Linked DNA regions of Homo sapiens: region 1 is linked to region 2. Evidence: read pairs that join two places in POLR2A ChIA-PET (ENCODE). Cell type or tissue: A673. All regions are shown on one strand. Links, peaks and the distances in the headings refer to the core of each region. The heading gives the core; the rest is flanking DNA. Region 1 overlaps TRDN (triadin). Region 2 overlaps TRDN (triadin).

Evidence for each region. ChIA-PET counts read pairs that join two places held together with the same protein. Peaks named below come from ENCODE experiments on the same cell type or tissue, not always from the same donor. Only the 100,000 strongest peaks of a DNase experiment are listed, where the experiment ranks them.
Region 1: POLR2A ChIA-PET joins it to region 2 with 6 read pairs; 1 of 35 experiments calls an interaction of 5 or more read pairs at or near these places.

The regions. Positions count from the first base shown.
Region 1 is chr6:123,329,454-123,332,383 of GRCh38, reverse strand. It overlaps TRDN (triadin), which reads left to right. Exons shown (of 41, transcript NM_006073.4): 23 at 455-505. LOC124901393 (a long non-coding RNA gene) reads right to left here. Exons shown (of 3, transcript XR_007059734.1): 2 at 356-457. Among named protein-coding and RNA genes, the nearest start is that of TRDN-AS1, 110 kb to the left of the region's middle. In A673, for the core only: no CTCF peak of the experiment used is centred there; no DNase peak of the experiment used is centred there.
Region 2 is chr6:123,503,322-123,506,251 of GRCh38, reverse strand. It overlaps TRDN (triadin), which reads left to right. Exons shown (of 41, transcript NM_006073.4): 8 at 2,351-2,533. Among named protein-coding and RNA genes, the nearest start is that of TRDN-AS1, 65 kb to the right of the region's middle. In A673, for the core only: no CTCF peak of the experiment used is centred there; no DNase peak of the experiment used is centred there; H3K27ac peaks cover 160 bases.

The DNA of each region.
Region 1 (2,930 bases), core at 422-2,921, 170 kb after region 2:
AGTCTGAAGACTAAAACACCGCTACATACATGATATGTGCAGGATTTTCTATTTGGTTGTTTATTTTTTGACAAAATGTGGGCTAAAAGAAATAAACTGGCTTTGTGCTGATTAAACAGTTTTGGAAGACTTCTGCATGCTGAAGTCATGCGATTTTTAAAAATTACACATAAATAAGGTCCTATCCATCCAAATACTCATTCTCTTAAACAAGTAGATTATAACTTGTTGAACAACTTATGTTTGTGCCAAGGAAAAATGATCAGTTTATGGCTTATTGTATTCTATACTGTTGTTTCTTTGTCCCTATATGAGTAAAACCATTTTTAAAGTGCATTATAAAGTTTCCACTTACTTTCAGCTTACTGATACTTTCAGCTTACTGACTTCATTTATAGGTATCTGAAAATCTCTTTGTCTTGGCTTCAAATAAATGTCCGATGTTTCTTTTCAGAACCTATTAAAGGGAAAGAAGAGAAAGTTCCAGCTTCCCTAAAGGAAAAAGGTAATATTATACAATGAAATGTGAAGCCACATTGATCTGCCTTTTGCATATTCAGTTATTTGCAACAAAGTAATGAATCATTTCATTTTCAGGCTCTCAAAACCATAGCCTTCATATGTTTTTAAGCAAAAGAAAAAAGATTTATATTCCATCATTAAATTCTAAATTGTACTATGAAACAAAAAAGGAAAGTGTAGCTGCATCAGAAATACTGCAAAAATTTTAAAAAGTCTTATGCTATTCTGATTCCATGGGTCTGTAGTGAAATGGAGGAATCTACATTTTATAAATATCCAAAGAGCGAATCTTAGGAATAGCCATGGAAACCAAAGATTTAAGATAAAATGAAATAGTAAAAATTTCTCAGTGAAATCTTTTGATTCTGTAAGTTCATATATAATAGAATCCTAAACATATTGTATAGCTAGGAGGAACTTAGAAACTGTAGTCCAATCCTCTTGTCTTACAGACAAATGAAGCCCAAATAGTCAAGACCTTTTTCAAAGTTACAGTTTGTAGTGGAGACAGCATTAGAACTTCAATCTCCTAAATCAAGCACTGTTCTTTTTCTAATGTGCCATGTTGCATCTCTAGCCTTTCCATTGTGATAGGCTTGAAGTAAGGTGGATTCTGATATGCCATACATCAAATTATGTTCCCTAAAACACAAATAAACTTGCCAAATTCAACGTAAAACATAAAATTTCTAACTAATCCAAGTATATTCTGTGGACATGGCATTGTGCTCAGAGTTGTCTAATATTTCCTGGTGTCAAAGTAAATATTAAAAATTTTCCATTGTGCCCATATTAATGAGTCACTGAAATTATAAAAACCAAGTAATGTACTTACTATTGTGAATGTTAGAAGAAGAGCCTGTTTCCCTGTAAAATATTGACCACACTTAGTAGAGGGACTTAGCTGTACAACTTTCATCTTACTGGGATTTTTTTATTGATAAGAGAAGGATTTCTGGTGAGCTTACATAAGCATGGATTGGGGTTGGAAGTGGTATGGAGATCAGCGGGAGAGGAAAGCTGACAGAAAGATGAGTAAGAGGAATGAAGGATGCATGGAGAGCCACCATTAGTGAGTGTAGCAATGTATAAAACTATAGCCTTAAGTCATACTTTCCTAATTTTGCAACTAATGTTAAAATAAACATAATTGTTATTTAATGAAATGTAAGAACACAACATGATTTTTTTTCTCAGCCCCATATGTATCTAATCAAAAAAAATTAAAGCAACATAGCTTCAAACCTATTAAGGAACTTATGCCTTCTTTTAGAAATGTGTTATTATAACTAAAACTTTCTTTTCATCGGCTTTTATGAGAGAGTTAGTTTATTGCTGCACACTATTTTGTTATTTTGACACGATATGTAAATTAGTATATTTTGCCTTGCAAGAGGATTCATATATGTTATGTTAAATGTCCAACAGGCAGATAAATCGTGCTACATTTTAGTATTCAAAGTTTAAATTAATTGAGAAAGGTAAGAAAAATATCCTGGACTTACCAAAACATTAATTCATCTTAAATAAATTCTAGGTTTCTTTAACATGATCTTACTGTTGGTTGACTTGGATATAACAATGTAAGTTGAAATGGTTAGATACCATTAAGTAATTTAATCACACAATGATGCTATATTTCTTTTGCCAATATAAGGTGGAAATATTTTTAAAAGGTGCAGACAGGAATATTATATATATCAATATTTTTATTTTAAAAGTTTAGTTTTTGTTTATTTTAGTCTCTGATGTCTGGAAATATATTCTCAAAGAATCTTCTTCTACTCTTCCAAGTATCTTCTTTCCATAATCCCATACCAGGTGGTTGGATCTAGCACCAGCCATTTCATCGTTAGAGATATTAGTGATGGGGACAGGGGCAACATATATCATGTTGAAGAAGATGCATTAGCTAAATCCTCAGTTTTACTTCATTGTACCATTTTCTTCCTAATTTTTAGTAAGGGCTATGACTAGACAGTGATTTGTACAAAAAGACAATTAAATGTAATCACCAGAATAATTATTTTAAATCCCATTTTATTATTATTATTATTTTAGAAATTCAGCCCTTAAATTACTGTCAGGATTTTAATTAGTCATTTTTATTTTTCCCACTTAGAGTGACAGTGATGTCTCCTAGAAATTTGCCAGAATATTAATGGTGCTTTAAAATTTTATGCATTGAAATTCTTCTTCTTTTTTGTTCCAAACAACCAGCCAAAATTCAGACCTATGATGCTGAATGTAAATGACAACTCCTGGAGATTTTATCAGCAAAGTGTAATCATATCATGCAAAGTGACTTTAACTTTCACCTGTAGGAGGTGTTGTCTCATTAGGCTTTCTCTTTCATTAAAGGGGATCACCACCATCTCACACATATTGGAACAGTCACATCTCAAATA
Region 2 (2,930 bases), core at 307-2,806:
ATTATTATGCTGATTTTTAGAGCTCCAGCAACTAGCTGTGAGCCCAGGTCAACATAGACTCTCTAGAAGTGTTTTTTAGGTGAATGAGTTGCATGAGATTGAGGTGCTGTTGACCACTCCAGTGAAACTTTCTTTCCAGACAGACACTAATAAACATTCCAGTGTGGAATTCTGGAATGATTTCAATTTAAAGTCATCCGCAGAAAGCTGCTGGTTTCAGTCACAGAAACATATGAGTTTACTGCAGGAAAGAGCAGAAACCAGCAAAGGAGGTTTAGAAATGATTTATAGGAAGAAGAAAATCCCCTGAGTGTAGTTACAGAAGCCACAAAGATGTTGAAAGTTTATGGACATGTGAAACCCCATCTCTACTAACAATACAAAATTAACTGGGCTTGGTGATAGGCGCGTGTAATCCCAGCTACTTGGGAGGCTGAGGCAGGAGAATTCCTTGAAACTGAGAGGCAGAGGTTGCAGTGAGCCGAGATCGTGCCACTGCACTACAGCCTGGATGACAAAGCAAGACTTCATCTCAAAAAAAAAAAAAAGTTTATAGAGTAATTGAGTAATATTTGTATGAGAATTTTATGATTAAACAATATTGAATAATGTGTGTATCATAATTCCCCTTCTTAAAAATTCTCAATACACTTCAGCTTTGAGAAAGTCCAAGCTAAATGACCAGGTTAGCTTATTGTTGCCAAATGAATTTGGCCATGAGAATATTCTCCAATACCTAATACAGTATCAACATCTTCCTGTAAATATCTGAAGTATCTGAGAAACAGTGTTTTGGGAAGTGCTGGCGTAGTCAATTAAGTGCGATACCACAGATGATTTTTGGTTTGCAAGCTAACCAGCATCTGGCATTATCATTTTCATTCTCTCAATGGGACCTTCTGATATTATCTTGGCTTAGCCTGAAATCATCATTTAGGGTACCAAAGTCAAGAAACTTGATTACATTTTTTCATTAAATTCTTTTTTTTTTTTTTTTTTTTTTTTTTGAGACAGAGTTTTGCTCTTGTTGCCCAAGTTGTGGTGCAATGGCGCAATCTCGGCTCACTGCAACCTCCGCTTCCCTGGTTCAAATGATTCTCCTGCCTCAGCCTCCTGAGTAGCTGGGATTACAGGCATGCACCACCACGCCCAGCTAATTTTTGCATTTTTAGTAGAGATGGGGTTTCACCCTGTTAGCCAGGATGGTCTTGATCTGCTGACCTCATGACCCGCCCGCCTTGGTCTCCCAAAGTGCTGGGATTACAGGCATGAGCCGCCATGCCCGGCCTTCATCAAATTCTTTAACATGAGTGACAATAAAGGCTACACAGTGCATTAGCAAATGACATAGAGGATTCCAACATTGCAGTAGAGTTGCTGTGGTGTATAGTGGTTATGTGTAGTCACATACAAAAAGGAATGTCCAATATTCAGCATCTATTATGAACAATTTTCCACAAATTATGTGCTACATTATTACTGCTTTTTAAAAGATGCTTGAATGATCCACAGACTAGTTATTTGCATCACAGTTCCCTCTTCCAAAATACGGATAATATCAAATTAAGAATATATGTGTGTAATATATATATGTTCTAATTTATATATCTATTCATATATATTTTTATTTATAGCCCTTTGAATTTCCCATGATATGTTTAAGGGCTTTAAAAACTAGTAGAATTATCGCTGACTTAAGATAAACAGGAGCCAATATCTGAATTTCTTCACTTTCAGTTTTTCTAAGGCCAAATCATTAGACTATAGGTCTTTCAGTTATCTTCTAATGGATTTCATTGTTTTATTTCTGTTAGTCAACACCAATGCGATAATTTTACACTTGCATTACTAATTGTTGTCTTTAAAAAAGACTTTGTTGGCATTTCAGTTTCTTGAATGACCCTTAAGATCTTTCAGTTATCAAGCAAAATGATCATGTGCTTATAAAAGGAGACTACTTCACTGGGCTGTTTGGTATGGAAATTGTCTTTCACAGAAATTCCTGTACATCCATCCCCTGCATGCTACAAATGCCTCCTTGTTGACATGCTAAGTTACTATTGCCTTAAAAAATAGTGTTTTCATGTACAAATTAAAAGCCATAACACTTTTAGTAGTCTATCTAATATAGCACTTCATAAACTGTATAAAACTCTGGTAAGTCACAAGTGTTTATGTTAAGAACAGTATTTTTCATTGTTTTCCTGAAAAATACTGTTCTTAACATAAACACTTGTGACTTACCTTTCTTCCCTCTTTCTTTTCCAATTTTCCTTAATGACATAGTACAGATGAAACATTATGTTTGTAAATAAACAAAAGTATTTCAACATCTTTTAACTTTATACAGAACAGAAGAAAGCTAAGACTGCAGAAAAGAGTGAAGAAAAGACTAAAAAGGAAGTGAAAGGTGGAAAACAGGAGAAAGTGAAGCAAACAGCTGCAAAAGTAAAAGAAGTACAGAAAACACCATCAAAACCCAAAGAAAAGGAGGACAAAGAGAAAGCAGCTGTGTCAAAGCATGAACAGAAAGGTAAACATTCAGAGCAGGAGGCTGCCGGAGGTTCTAAGAGAATATTGGGCAAGAAGCACATGCAGTGAAATTAAAAGTTGAAAAAGACCAAAATCAGACTTCAAATGGGGGTAAAAGACATTAAAGTAAATATATCAGAAAAGAAATACAGTAAATTGGGAATTAATATTTATTTATAAAAATACTAAAATGTGTTCACAGATCTAAAGGGGCATTTTGAAGTATTTTTAAAAGGGGTTTGGAGGTAGCATCCGAAATCATATAAAGATTGGGGATAAATGTTGAATTTTTGAGATATGGAATGTCTATTAAGAGGTGGAATAAAGATTGTATGTGTCATACTCTTTGGAGGAAAGTGGTCCCCCAAAATGACAGCAATTCCTAAGGAGTTTGTGAA